Linked DNA regions of Homo sapiens: region 1 is linked to region 2. Evidence: chromatin loops called from intact Hi-C (ENCODE). Cell type or tissue: endothelial cell of umbilical vein. All regions are shown on one strand.

Region 1 (8,000 bases), 1.0 Mb after region 2:
AATCTGATAGGACTAATCAACAAACTCAATAAGCATACCAAAGTCAGGATACAAAATACACAAAAATCAGTTACTTTTCTAAACACTAACAGTGAGCAATCCACAAAGAAAGTTAAGAAAACAATCCCATTTACAAAAGAATCAAAAAGAATAAAATACTTAGGAAATAAACTCAACCAATAAGATGAAATTCTTATATGCTGAAAATTATGAAACCTTGCTAAAAGAAATATTAAAAGGCACAAACAAATGGAAAGACATCTTGTGCTCATATATTAGAAAACTTAGTACTGTTAAAATGGTCATACTACCCAAAGTAATCTACAGATCAAACGCAATTTCTATCAAAATCCAATAGCATTTTTAACAGAAATAGAAAAAAAAATCCTAAAATTTATATTGATATCCACAAAGGACCTGGAATAGCCAAAACAATCTTCAAAAAGAACAACAAACCTGGAGGTCTCATAACTCCTGATTTCAAAACATATTACAAAGCTAGAGTAATCAAAACAGTATGGTACTGGCAATAAGACAGACATACAGCACAATGGAACAGAATAGAGAGCCCAGAAGTAAAGCCACGTATATACAATCAACTGACCTTCACAACAGTGCCAAGAATATACAATGCAGAAAAAACAGTCTGTTAAACAAATGGTGTGGCTAAAACTGGATATCCATCAACAGAAGAATAAAATTGGACCCTTACTTTATACCATTCTCAGAAATCAGACCAAAATTGATGAAGAACTTGAACATAAGACCTGAAACAATAAAGCTCCTAGAAGAAAACATTTCTTGGATGTGACATCAAAAGTACAGGCAACAAAAGCAAAAATAGAACAATGGTACTACAGCAAATTAAAAGCTTCTTGCTGCACAGCAAAGGGAACAATCAACAGAACAATGAGACAATCTATAGAATGGAAGATATTTTAAAACCATATATCTGATAAGGGGTTAATATCCAAAATATGTAAGAAACTCCTACAACCCAAAAGCAAAGCAAACAAGAAGCAGACATCTTGATTAAAAAATGGGCAAAGGACTTGAATGGACATTTCTCCAAAGAAGACATACAAATGGCCAACAGGTATGTGGAAAGCTGTTCAGTATCATTAATTATCAGGGAAATGCAAATGAAAAGCACAATGAGATCTCACCTCACACCTGTTATGATGGCCACAATCAAAAAACAAAAAACAAAACAGAAAATAAGTGTTGGCAAGGATGTAGAGAAATTGGAATGCTTATGTATTGTTGGTGGGAATGCAAAATGGTGCAGCTGCTATGGAAAACAGCTGAAGTGTCCTAAAAAAAAAATAAAAATAGAACTACTACCATATGCAATCAGGATCTCAAAGAGATATTTGTACTCCCATGGATTGCAGCATTATTCACAATAACCAAGAGGTGGAAACAACCAAATGCCCACGGAAGAATGAATAGGTAAAGAAAATGTGGTATATACATACCACAGAATATTATTCAGCCATAAAAAAGGAGATTTTGTCATATGCTACAACGTGGATGAACCTTGAGGACATTATGCTAAGTGAAATAAACCAGTCACAGAAGGACAAATACCGTCTGATTTCATTTACAGGTATCAAACTCACAGCAACAGAAAGTAGAATGGTGGTGGCCTGGTGATAGGGGAGGAGGAAATGGGGAATTGCTGTTCAATGGGTATAGAGTTTCAGTTATGCAAGAAGCAAAAGTTCTAGGGATCTGCTCTGCAACATTACAACATTGTCCTTATAGTTAGCAATAATACACTCTACATTTAAAATTATATGACAGTAGATTTCGTGTTTTCTTCTTACCTCCCAAAACCCCCACAAAACTCTTTTTTTGCTTACACTTATTGTCTAGTATAGGATGCTCTTTATTTTGCATTGCATACTGAGGGCAGGGACCACTGTATTTTCATTGCTTGGGGCTTCCATGTGTTAAAGCATTGCCTCTGGCCTGCTTCCCCCACCCTTTAGGCCCACTGGTCCCTCGGGGCCTTGCTTCAGAATGCTGAAGCTGATAAATAAGTGATGCCAAAGCATTTGTGACTTCCAGGGCTTTCTGATGGGAGCCCTACCCAAAAAACACTCTTGAATCTCAACAGGTGACTTCAAAGGCACAAATAGGTAAAATCAAGGGAGAATTCCACATACATTATAGGTCAGAAAAGTAGATACTTGTAGGGACAAATCTTTCCACCTGCCCCAAATCTTATTGCATTAGTGGCTGTGGTTAATCCTGGAGTCTGTCCTTACAGACTATTTTCACTTAACTCTCCAATAACAAGTTGGCCACTGAAGCTGGTGGGTAAGGGTGGGGGAAACACATGATCTGAGTCCTTTACTTCCACTGGATCTTCAGTTATCCACAGAAAGTAACCCTAGGCACCTTTCCAACTGTGCTGTTAGTTTATTTTCTTTCTATAGTCAGTACCCAAATATACAATTTTTCCTCTTCTTAGTTTGTAAACGGTCAGTCACTAGGGGGAAAAAAGCACAGTGATTACTAATGGGAGATGCCACTAAGGTTCCAGCTGTGAACAGGAGAAATCCAAGATGACCCATCATCTAAATGTCAACGCAAACACCATGCCATTCAGAATGAAACAAGGAAGCCTGCGTGCAGACAGCCAGAATACATTACCAATTGCATATTTAGCTCCAGAATTTGTGAATCTTTGCAAAGAAATTTAGGGGCTTCTCACTTGATTAAATAGCCTGTGATGGAGGATTCGGTTGTTCCCCACAATAGTTGCATGCAAATGATAGATTCACATGGACTACAGCATACAGAGCCCTTAGGGGGCTGTACATTTTTAAGTAATTCTGCCATTGTTTTTGCATAGTAATTGGAAACGTACATTCTGTTGGAATGTGATTCTTATTAGAAGAGAAGGTCGCTGCTGTCTGCTACAGGATTCTATTCATTTAGGGTCAGCGGGACTTAAAAACAGACGAAGAATCTGCATTTATGCACTAAATGAGGATCTGCCTTAAACCCCAGCAAGTTTCTAGCCTGCATTAAAAGCTAACTCTCACTCTCTACTTTCATCTGCCTCTTTTCCCAGCTTCCTAATATTTATTTAGCCTGATTCTGCTTTGTGAATAAGTGACTCCCTGATGACTGAGTAGCAACTAGAGTTAAATTAGTCATGTAAGAGCAGCAAATTAGTAAATGGCACCCCAGTTACCAGAGAGGAGCTATATCATTCTGTGTGTTTAAAGTACTATTACCATCTATCTAGGAGTCAGGAGCTGTCCTGTGCATACAATGAGTCCTCAGTGGTCCCACTCACAGTATGACACAGGATTTGGCCAGGACGGAAAGCTGGGGGGCGGGGCAGCCAGTCATTTATCTATATCCTCCCACTCATTTCCCCTGTACCCCTCAGATGTTTGGGTGAAAGGTGGCCTAGGTCAGGGTCACAGAACAAAGCTGATGGTCTCATAGGAAAGATCAAGTCTGTGATGTTGTTAAACTCTGCTAACACAAATGAGGACACTCAGCCAGTCATTTAGAGGAGGAAAGGGAACAGCATTTCCTCACGTTCTTGTTATGTGAAGGATGGGGCTTGGGCCAGCAGCACCTGCATTACTGAGGAGCTTATTTCTTAGACCTAAGAGCGATGGTCTGTAGCTCCTCCTCAGACTTCCTGAATTGGAATCTGCATTTTCACAGACCCCAGGTGGTTTTAACACACACTGATGTTTGGGAAGCACTGTCTTACATCTCTAAATGTCAGCACCCAAAACACAGAGACCCCATGAGTCTTAGTCAATCCTATAGTGGCAGTACCTGAATCAGTGCCTGGTGCATAGTAGACACTCAAATATGTGTGGAGTGAATTGAACGGGAATGAAGAAAGAAAAGGAAAAAAATCTTCATGGCAACATAAAATAAATTTCGTAGCAACAATAAAAAAAGGAGGGAGGAGAAATCAAGTTCTAAAATAAAAATGAAAATCAAAGAAAGCAGCCAGAAAGCATCCAGGGAGATGCACCTGGCTGGTGGAGATGGGCTGTGGCCCCACCTGCTGGCCACAGTCGCTGGAGTGCCATCCTTGTCCACGACCTTCATTCATGAGTCTGCCTCTCCCACACTTTGCCTTAGGAGGCTGGCCCCTATCTTGCACACTCAGGCCTATTAGCCACAGTTATCTCTCCCATACAGCACTATCAGGTTACTTTAGAGCTGAAGCCTAATTGGACCAATGTAGACTCTTTACAATGTGTTTAAAGTTCTGAGCTCCTGGTTTAAGTGGAAAGAATGTCAATGATGATTGATCATCACCAGTCTCCTGGGGACCTCATGTGCCCAGAGCTTGAGCCTTCACCTAGGACCCAAAATACTTAGAGAGAGAAAATAAGTCACTGTATTTGGATAGGCAAAAAACAAAACAAACAAACAAAAAACAACCACAAACCCTGCTTTGCTGCTCAATTCCTTTTCATCTGGTCTTAAGAGAGTACAGCCACCACAAACGCAGCAAATTTAGTGTACATGAGACTGGAGGATATGGGAGAGAAGGGTACGTCTGTTCAGAAAATTATGGATTTTCCTTAACATGAGAAAATGAAAGAGAATAATTCAGCACCCAAATCATGTTAGTGCAAAGATCGATTGTTTTCCAGATTTCTTAATTTGATTGGACTGAGAATTACAAGCTGAGTAGATGTACTGTAGTGAGATGCTTTTGATATGATAATTGATAATATTTATTAGAATCACATGGGCACTCTGCTGGACTCTTTATATGCAGTATCTCCTGCAGTCCTCACAACAACCCACTAAGATAAGAATTATTACTATCACCTTTTTACATGCGAAAGCTGCAGCACAGAGAGGTTAAGTAACTTACCAAGGGTCACACAGCTGGTAAATACGTAGGCAGTAGAAAATATAGGACTCAAACCCAGGTCTGTGTGGTTGCAAGCCAGTGCATTTAACTGCTCCACTATCCTGCATCTCTCTTATATTTTCTTAATAAAGAGAAATTGAATGAAATGTGGAAATCAAAGCTAGAGAGAGAGCAGAAGACGACAAATTACCCCATGTGGGTAGGACTTATACACTGCATAAAGAGAAAAGGCTTAAGGAGGATGATGATTTTAGATAACTTCGCAAGGTTGAATTCACCTCTTCTGACTACTCAGAGACAATTTTTTAGACTTCAAGAGTTATTTAGCAAATGGATCTTGGTGACCCACAGAAAGAAAAAGCTGTTCTTAAGGAGGAAAAAATGTATTATTTTCCTCTGGTGGGATTAGGAGCTACCAATGATTTGAGAAGAGGAATGGTCTCTAAAACCCAGCAAGACAAGACAATAAGAGAGAGTCACAACTCTGTCTATATCTGGTTTTTCTAGGCTCGTTGAGCCAGGCCAGTAATTAGTATAACTCCATGTAAACTGTAATCACCATTTCTCTGATGTGATCAAGCTCACAGTGGAAGGATTCTGCTGTCTAATGTGACTAGCTTCTCCGATTCCATTTTCATAGCTGAATCGAGGTAGATCTCTTCCTGCAATGCAGTTTAATAATTGTTTTAAGAAACCCTAGAAACTAAAAGTAGCATATGAAAATTTGCAATGCATATAATTATATTATGACTGGGGACTCCAAAATAAGTCATGGCATTTATTTATTCATGCACTATGTACTCTGTGGTCCCCTGGGAAAAGAAATGTTTAAATTAAGATGTATGATAAGACAGATTCCGGTGTCTTATGCACTGAATTACAACTCACTAACATGTAGCTTTTACATAATACTTGCTCTCTCACTCTGACCTTGACTCTGAACATTTTTACAAAATATTTGTCTCCTAAGCCTCACCCCAACTTCGAGAAGCCCATATCATGAACATCATCATCATCATCATCATCATCACATATACTTTAATTTCACTTTTAATTCATCTCTGGCCAAGAAGATCTAGTAAGTTGATAGGGGAGAAACATCAAAAGGAAACTCACAATACATGTAAATATAAATTAAAATCCACCTTGCTTTGTTATAATTTTCATTCTAAAAACATGTACATAATTCATGATGGAGGATGGGGGGACTAGAAGATGCAGGGCTGGGGACAACCTTTTAATAGTGAATAGTGCCATGAAAAGTTTTTTTTTTCTAATGAGCCAAGAGAATGAGGGAGGAACTCAAAGAGGCAACGACAGTTTGATCTTTCACTTCTACATCTTTGGAAAAAGAGAAAATAAAAGAGAAGTTTCCTCTTTGAACTTTCTGAAATGACCCTACATTTAATGAACTATAGTGTCAAATATTTGAAACTTTTAAGAAATCTTGCTCTTTTGTTTAACATACAAGGTAGTGTTAGAAAAAAAATACTCAGCAGATAGTCACATTTCTAACCTTATCTTTCTATGAGGAAAAAGAAAAAGGCATTGAACTCTATGGGGGCGCCCGGACTGCTGTTTTACTGCACTTCCACCTTGCCCAAGGACGAGATTCGCCTTCAGGAAGTGAGACCTTGACCCAGCCAAAGGGGAATGGCCACTGCGAGAGCAGGTCCCTTCTTTTTCCTGGACACAAGTGCAAACTTAATGAATCCTCTCCCTCCACCACATGCCCCAGACGGCGAGGGGAAAGCGGAGTGCACCTGCTGCATCTCCCTTCATATCACGTTGCTGTTATGAAAAATAGTTTGCTATTTTGGAACCCCCTGGCAGCCAGAGTGAATCGCCGAAGGCCCCAAGCTCGTTTATCTTGTGTCAGAAGCAAAGCCAAATGAACACCACCTCGTCCAGCACCTGAAGAATGGGAAGAAGCTCAGAGAGAGTAAAAATAACCAAGGGCTCGGGAAACGGTGCCGAGACGAGCGGCCTGTACAGGTTAAGTAGGGCTTCTCACAGCCCACTCTGACTTTTAGAACTCTACACGTTGGGACAGGAAGGGGAGCGCTTTTTCAACCAAGCAGACTTTGTGGGTCTAAGGTCTAGGATGCGGGGGGCCGTTCCTGCCCAGTTTCCTGCAGTTTGGGCAAGCTGTGGCTATGATGGGGAATAACTGAAACCCCCAGTGGCATCTGGTGTCAGCTTGACTTCGACTGGAGATGGGAAACAGATACGTGCCCATTCCTCAAGATCTGGGCAAATCAATCATCCGTCCAATATCACACTCCCTCCCCTTCCACAAACCAGAGAATGGCTGAGTCTGAGATCATGTGATTGAGAATGATCCAAAAGGTTTAATTTCTTTTTAAGGTGGAGAGACAGAAAGGGAGAGAGAGAGATCAGAGTAGCTGCGGAAGGCTTATGGCAGAGGCAGAGTTGGTACAAGATTTTCAAGAATGGATAGAATTGAGATGGGTGAAGAGGAATGATGAAGGTGTATCAGTGGGGGGAAAGTAAAGACAAACAGACAGTGGTGAGAATGAGCTTGCTCCTTGCAGAGTTGAGCAATTCTTAAGGAAGGTTCGAGGGGGCATGTTAAATGTGCAAATTCTTGGGCCTTGTGCTAAACCTACTGAATCAGAATCTCTGTAGCCCAGGAGTCTATGTTTTACAAATTCTCCAGATGTTTCTTTGTACATGGTAAATTTGAGATGAGGGCTGAATACAGAATGTCAAGATCTGTCCAAATGGAGGAGAAGGTGGTCTGGGGAGACCCATGCTCTGCAGACATGAGGCGCAAGCTTATTCAGTGACACACATTGGCATGAGTCCTTAGCTTCCTTCCTTCTTGGTTCTGTCATGTCCTGATTGTCATCCTGAGGAATAAGTTAGGCTTTGTGAAGTGATGAGGAAAGTCACTTCACAAAAATTAAAAGCACAACTCAACAACGAGGCAGGTCGTTTTGGTTTTCTTCAGTCCCAAATCCTGGCGCATTGCTAGGTTTGTGTCAGGCATGAGAAAGTATTTGAGATTTTGTATAAAGACTACTGGCCTAACATTATCATGGGTCAGCAAATTCACTTAGAAGTTGATAAATATGTGATTTTCTAAAACGTATGTCTTTTC
Region 2 (8,000 bases):
CTGAAAACACTCGATCCATCTTAACAGTCGAAATGAGCAGTTTAGCCAATATTTCCCCTAAGCAGCCACTGAAATTGCATAGAAACTTCCAGGCCACTTCAAAAGGGATTCTGAACGTAACAGCAGCAGGGGGCTTAGAAAGACTGCCAAAACCCTGAGACATCTTAACTCATCTTAAACAACTTTGTTTCTCTGCAATAGTGGAAACAAAATGCTTCTGTTTTACGAGATTTTGCTTGTGGTAGAAACATTGCTTTTGAAATGGATTTCTATCAAACCAATTGTTTTGTTAAACAATATCATTTTCAAAAGTTGCTTGATGTTACGGATGCAACTTAAGAGGAGGAGGATTTTTCATAATCTTGTGTCTAGGGCAAACGTGGCTGTGAATGCAATGGAGGTACAATTTCTTAGATATATACAAAATAGGCGGTATGCAAATCTTTAAAGATCTCTGTTGAAAAAGATATGGCTCTAATTTCATTTACCAGCTCCCATCAGATTTTCTTTTCAAACTCCTTTATCGCTTCTGAAACTGCTGAATATTATCAAACCCCACTGGGAAATTCCACACAAGGAAATAAACTTAAGGTGCTTACATCACACCATGCTGGTTTATAATGAACTGCTGTCTTTTTGAATAAATGTTTCAATGAAATCCAAGTTTTTAAAGATGCCAGGTCTCAAATTAGGAAGTTAAATGATATTTTTTCATGCTGGAGCTTAGTTCTGTTTTTCTTTTTTATAAAATAAGATGGCATCACAAGAGATACATTGTTTCTGCTTGCTAATAAACTGCAGACGATACATTGGGAGAGACTCAATTTCTTTGGGTTCCTGGCTTGGAATATTTGGTAAAGAATAAAATTACTGTGGTACGCAATGGTTAAGGCTACTCCATGGTTTCCATTTTTAAACAACTGCCCCCGCCCCTTGGTTTTAAATCAACCATCAAAAACGGAAAAAGCTTTAGGCTACAATTTGATAAATAAGGTATGACTGTAATTTACTAGAACTAAATCTGGGCATATTTATTATTAATATTAATGAAAACTTGCTTGTTCTTAAATTTATTTAAATAGCATAAAGTAATTACCTCTTTCTGTCTTAAATTTTCACTTCCAAAAGGAACTGATTAGCTGATAGAAGGACCTATAGCAATTAAGGGTAGAGACAGGGAATAAGGAAAGTAGGAGGCATTTGTTTGCCTCTCCCAAGTCTCAAACAAGAAACTAGAGCATGTTTCTGTTTTAATAGAAACACTTTCATAGAACGGTAGAGATGGAAAAGATCTTGGTGACTACCAAGTCCAACCCTTTAACTTTAAAAACAGGGAAAGTGAACAACTGAGGTTTAACCTGACAATTATTGCATCGCAGATCTGGGACAATAACCCATATCTTCATCTTCCCCCACCCTATGTAGGGGGGTTTCCACTACTCAACATTGTTTTGCTACACTGCGGACAGGGTGACTCATGTACAAAGTGAGGGTGTTGGGCTTCAGAGGTTTCTCAACCAGAATTATCTGAGTTATCTTTAAAAATGTAGCAATACTTGAGCTCTACACCTTGGGACCAGTAAAATCAGAAATCTGTAAGAGCACAGCCTGGGCTTATATATCTTTTAAAAACTCTTTAGATAGATTAATACGCAGACCAGGTTGGGAGCAGATGACCTGTGAGGTCTATTGCAAAATGTTCACCATCAGTTGGGAAAATTTTTTGATTCAGTTCCCTGATGTTGACCCATGAGGCCATAAGCATTTCTAAACCATTATACTGTTTTTACATTGGCCTAGCTGTTGTTATTATCTGCATTTATCTAGTTCATTGATATGTTTACTTAAGTATTACCTACCTCTCCCACCAGAATGTACACTCACAGAGACCAGAGACTGACATGATCACTGCTGTCCCCTCGGCCGCCAGCATCACATCTGCCACAATAATGAGATAGATACTACACCAGCATTTTCAAAAGAAAAAGGGGGCTGGTGTCGCAGTGTGGAAGCAGGCAGGTAGTCCTTCTCCACACCAGCCAGAGGAAGTCTACTTTCATCTATCCCACCAGACTAGAATCTAAGCTGCACGAAGGCAGCATTTGGTCTCCCCTGTTTGGATGTCACCTCCAGAGCCTGGACACTGGCAGATACACACCAGATGCTCAGTGCCTGAGAAAGGCCATGTGCTAAACAGGAAGCACTGATCAGCTTCCAGGGCACTGAAACCTTTACTTTGTCGCTGAATAAAGCAACCTTGAAAAGACATCACTGTTTCCACTGAGTTGGCCTTGACTTCTGCAGTAAGACTCTTAGCCTGCTCCTGCTAAGTGGTCACAGTATTGGCAAGACCCAGCCCAGGCACACAGTGAAGGCTAAAATACATTGTGTCTATGTCACATGCAGAGGCTGGGGCTTCTGGACAAGGCTTTATGACGAAAAGGAGTACAGTATTTGAAAAGTCTCACAGCAGCCTCCAGCACCAAAACAGCCTCAGGGTTCTCTCCTGTTTGGGCCACTTGGGGTAAGAGATTTGAGGGAACAGTCTGCCCACTTGCTTCTGCATGCTGGTTGATAGCAAGGCCAAAGTTAACAGAAAAATATTTCAAGTGTGTTAATAACAATGCCAGAAATTGCTCACATCTGGCACCTCTTCCATGCTGAAGGGAGTGAACTAAAGAGAAGTGAATGGTTACCTTAATATAATTTACCTTTCTGAGATTCCCTTTCCTCGTGAGTAAGAGGAAAGGGTTAGCCCCGAGCAGTGGTTCCCAAACCTGTCTTATCCTCACAAGAGGATCTTTTACAAAAGAAGATTCCTTGGCCTCCCCTCCTAGGCTTTTGGAAGCAGGATCTGTGCAGGTGTTGCTGGAGAAAGGCATTTATTTTTTAAATGCTTCCCAGATGACTGTGAAGATCAATGACATTTGGGAACCACTAGAGGACTGGAGGACTCTGCGGTCCACCTGGCTCTGACAGGCTAGAACAGAGAGCTTCACAAAGTGAGGCCTAAGGACCAGTTGCATCAGAAACATCTGAGATGCTGTGTAAATACATGCCTTCGTGGGCCTCACCCCAGACTGACAGAATCAAACTCTGTGTGAGACCCAGGGATCCGCCTTCTTAAGACTCTCTGGAGTATGGGTTCTACTCTACAGTTTCAGAACCACTGTTTCAGGCAGGATTTTAGAGCTAACTTATGGCTTATGTGGAAGCAAATCATGTTCATCCATAAGTATAGGGTTTGACTTTATCCAGTTACATTAACATTTCATTGCATTGTTTGGCATGTCACAGAAATCTCCTTTGTTTTAAATGGCATGTAGCTTATAGCAAATGCAAATGTGTAAGTCCAACAGCCATAAAGCAGCCTTCTCTGACTAAGTGTGGCTGCCAACTTCTCAGTGCATTTTTTAAATGCTGATTCATGGCTTAAGACACTTGATTGGGAGGAAGGTGTCTCAGCTCCTATTATAAAAGCACAAAGGTGGTACCTGAATTACCTAGCACACAATAGGCACTTAAGTATTTGCTGAAACAAATTTATTTACTTATTTTCACCCACTGTTCTACAGAAGATTTGAAGTGAGATGAACAAATAAAAAGAAGGAGAAAAAAAACCTTTCCAACAACCGAAAAATGAAAATAACATTCTGTGAAAAAGAGAATACTTCTCATGTGGTGAAAAAAAATCACACTTCTGGGTGGCGCAGTTTGTAAAACGGTTGGCTTCAATAACTGATCTGAAACTTAACCACAAGTCTTCACTTCTGAACCACTGCCTTATTTCTATGATAGAAAGGTTTAAACAGCAGTTTTTCCTTGCTTTTTATTTTTTTTCTTCTTTTTCATGAAACGCTGCAATTTCATCTTTCTAATAGGAACACGTAAGCACTATTATCCTTTACAAGCCTGGTGATTATTTGTCATTATTATTACCCTGGTTATTCTAGCTCAGATCAGCTTTGACTTCTTCAGCAATGCAAAATTCATATAAACGTGCATTCTTATACCTCTGTGTAGCACCAGGAACAAATAACATTTAAGCAAATAGGAAGATCTATATTCATTCCTCAGATTCCGACACAGAAATCAGATTGTTTTACCATTGTTTCACACTTGTTATAACACCAAAATCCAAATCCACAATCCACTTGTATTATCTATTTATCCTAAAAAATATGCAAATGAATGCTTGTCGCTACCTCATGCAGAGTTTCTGACATATCCTCTATCTTATTTTTTAGGCAAACTGTATATACTTAAGTGAACCAAATGATCTAACCATAAATCTTCAGAAACCAAGGGGTTAATAGTTTTTTTCATCCATGTTTAAAATTGTTTTATTACCCCCCAAAAGCTACTGTAGTTTACTTTTTTACTAAATGTTTATCATTTTTGAAAAAGAAAAGCTCTAGATTTAAAAAGGGGAAACGCTGAATTTAGCTCATCAAATGACGACCTCTTTTTAAAAGATATTCAAGGGTTGGGAATTAGAATGGAGTTTGAAACTTAAAAAAATACGAGGATTACTAAAAATGTCATAACAATTGTTGACTCACAAACCAAATTTCACTTAAATTTAATATTGAGCCAAACAGCAAATAAATCAGCTTTAAGTTAAAAATTTTTTTTCCTTTACTTCCTGCCAAGCAAACTTTTAAAATTCAGTATCCCTTCCACAGTTACATTTCTGATAACCATGAAGAACAACGAGTTAAACTTTTGAATCTGGAATAGAAATGTCTCATTCCAATTAAGAAAATAACTACAACCTTTGACCTTCCCACTAGCCTGATGGGAAATTCACTGGCACCATTATGGGTTTAGCCGTCCATGTGCAAGTAACCACTAGAGGGCAGCCTTATCTCATATCTGACATGCGGCAGAAAAATACCTGAAATGCTTCTAATGTTCCTTTAATTATTTTTGTAGTATCTTTGATTTTCCTGGATACTTAATAATCAACTTCAAATGGAACTAAAAGTATTCCTAAACAGTTCAAAAGTCCACTTTCACAAACAATGATATCACAAAGACTGGTGGTGAGAGGTGCTAGAGATACAGCTAGCTGATGTTATCTTTAAAATTTTAAAACAAAAGTTTTTCATCTTTAAGTCATGGCTGCCTCTTTACTATGTGCTGGGTTAAGTGCCAAGTCAATTATATCACAACTGGCACTTGGGGTCCATCTTTGGCATTAAAATTTCAAGTGGTTCTAGGCAAACTGAAGTGTGTTTGAGGAAGAAACTGACCAAGATTGTGGGAAGGCAGAACCACACTTACAGCAAAAAGGACTGGAGAGGGACAGCAGATATTACGTATTAGAGGGGTGTGTGTGTGTGTGTGCGTGTGCATGTGTGTGTTACAGTACTAGTCTTCAAATGACTTACAGTCTTTCATTTGAAAGATGGATTAAATGTGTTCTGCACAGCCCCAAAGGAAAGGATCAGAATTAAGGGATTAAAAGTACAAAGGAGAGAGTTATGCTTGATATAAAAAGACTTTTCTAATTCAAGATGGAGTAACCTACCTTTAAAGATAGTGAGTTCCCCATCGTTGGAGGTGTTCCAGCATAACCAGATAACTACTTGGCAGAAATATTGTGGGCAGGGTCCAAATCCCAGTGAGACATTCATCTGAGTGACTTTAAAGGTTTCGTCTGAGACTGAAATAATCCTTATTTGCTTTCAGACAAACACACCTTAATCCAGCAGTCATTAAGGCCATTCCCCACTAAGTGAGAAATGAGATTTTTCAGATCTACTTGAAAACTTTTAGACTTCACGTGATTTTCTAAAAGACAAACGATTTCTCAAGAATAGATCTACAATCATGCCCCTAAGCTGTCATGAAAACAAACACGACAGCACTCACAAGCACGAGAATTCGTAAGCTTTATACTACACAAAGTCATATTAAAATTAGAAGATGCATTTGTGAATGTTCCCTTTGCCTAAGGATAAGTGGAACATATAGATATATCTCTCAATTCTATCATAATGGCGATTGGTTACACAGGTTAGCTGTACTTCATGGTATTCTGTATTCTTGGGGAAAATAATGCTTATATTTCACTCATATCCTCTTAAAACAAGCAGACTTAATGAAAATCATGGTTGAAGAGAGCTAATGATAAGCAAATAAGAATAACCCCATTTGTACCAAACTGATTTTATTAAATAGTAATTTAAAGATATTAGGCTCAGCAAAGCATTACATAATTGGATCTATTTTTTTCCCATATAAATGCCAGAGTTATAATTTCCACTAACTAGAGACAAAGTTATATCCAGGACGTTTTTCACAGCTTCCTCCAGGGGAGGCATGAAGATAGAAATTAGGGTTGTAGTTCTTGTTTCACGTTATCAGATGGAAAAGCTAGGCTATAACGCAACCTCTGTGAGCCTCAGTTTCTTCATCAGTCACTGATGGGACTATCAGTGACTCTCTATGGAGGATTAAATGATGTAAGAGTGTTTGTAAACCATAAAGCACAAAATAAATATAGATTAGCATCATCTCCCTATTTGTTTATGAAATGCCTAGTAAACTTCAGAAGCAGTAACATTTTAAAAAATGAAATAACTGGAAAACCTAGGGAATAATCTTGACATTATTTTTTATACCCACAGGAGCAAAGATTTTTAAAGTTATCGTATTATCTCCTGAAAATATGATGAGGGCTAACAAATTTCATTCCAAAAAGAAAATCCAGAAACAAAAGATTTCAGCTGCTTCCTTGCATTTTGCCCATTGGATAGTATATGCTATTATCCATCTATTTAGACCTCCTATCTCTTGACAATTAACAGAAAAATCATGTTCTATCATGTCACACAAAATACTGACGGATAGAAAAAGCTCTGACTACGACTCTCTCAGTTCATGAATCAAAAGGTTGGGATGGAAGGGAGTTATCTTCAGTAGAATAGCTAGATGGGGGAGACAGAACTTGTAAATCATTCCTCAGAGGGTCTGTATGTGGTCTTTGAGATACTATCAAATGTCAATTCACACCTGACTTGTCACTGGTGGATGGCTCCAAAAAAACTGTTTTTTAAGTAGAGAAACATAAAAGTGGTGTAGCTGCTGACTCTGAGTGTCTAATTATGGCTTTAAAATTATTAAATATGAAATACATAAAGGCAGCCTTGATTTCTTACTAATAAGTGCTGTAAATAGTAAAAATGAATGCAGAAAACATTTCCATGACAGAGTATTCTTAGGAAATTTGTTCCACATAAGGGGTTTTGTTGATCCCTATAATAATTTAAGAGATTTTTAAGAAAACTGAACCCTACATCTACCTCTGCAAATCTATTCATCCATCCATCCATCCATCCATCCATCCATCCAGTAACTTTTCTCCAGTAAGTGGCCATTTATAAATATTATTTTCCTAGATACCCCAGAGCAAATAAGAAAGTGGTTGGGTGCTATTGTAGGTGCTTTGCAATTATCACCTTGCTGATCTCATCCACTTTTATTGTGTCTCACTTGAGTGGGAGGGAAAGATAGGAGAAAAAGGAGACTAATGAGAATTATTAATATATTTACAAGTGTATCTACTACATATTAAAGAGCTAAGGTTTAGATGACATACTGTATATTTCTAAATGACTATTTCTGTTTAGAAATTACATTATTTCATGACTGGGCAGCATTAAATAAATTATATGGTTCTCAATTCAAATCGTGGGCAAAAGGGTTTACTTGTGCATGCTGCTGCTTTGTATCTCAAGTAACGTGATTGAAATATATAAAATCAAGAGGCTGCCCATGAAAATGGTGCTTTTAAAATACTCTCTACTTCATGGAGGGTCCAGGCTTCTCCCTCCTCCCATGGACAAATGGATTCAGAAATCCTCTTTGTCTTTAAAAGAACTGATCCCTTCTTGCCAGATAAGCATTCTGCTCAGTAGTGGCAACCATTTGGGTTTTCTCTTTTCAAGATCCAGCCATCACCTTCTCCCAATCCTTCCCATCACAAGTAACAA

Evidence for each region. Peaks named below come from ENCODE experiments on the same cell type or tissue, not always from the same donor. Only the 100,000 strongest peaks of a DNase experiment are listed, where the experiment ranks them.
Region 1: a loop joins it to region 2, with 26 times the contacts of the local background. A loop is called at or near these places in 4 of 110 quality-filtered maps.

Annotation. Positions count from the first base shown.
Region 1 is chr15:61,617,213-61,625,212 of GRCh38, forward strand. The region is part of intron 2 of LOC107984782 (a long non-coding RNA gene); the gene reads right to left. Among named protein-coding and RNA genes, the nearest start is that of LINC02349, 110 kb to the right of the region's middle. In endothelial cell of umbilical vein, a CTCF peak has its summit at 4,052 (motif pointing left); no DNase peak of the experiment used is centred here.
Region 2 is chr15:60,581,124-60,589,123 of GRCh38, forward strand. The region is part of intron 2 of RORA (RAR related orphan receptor A); the gene reads right to left. All of the region lies in intron 3 of RORA-AS1 (RORA antisense RNA 1), which reads left to right. Among named protein-coding and RNA genes, the nearest start is that of RORA-AS2, 96 kb to the right of the region's middle. RefSeq lists enhancers at 1-257, 3,916-3,965. In endothelial cell of umbilical vein, a CTCF peak has its summit at 4,818 (motif pointing right); DNase peaks (open chromatin) are centred at 1,448 and 4,858.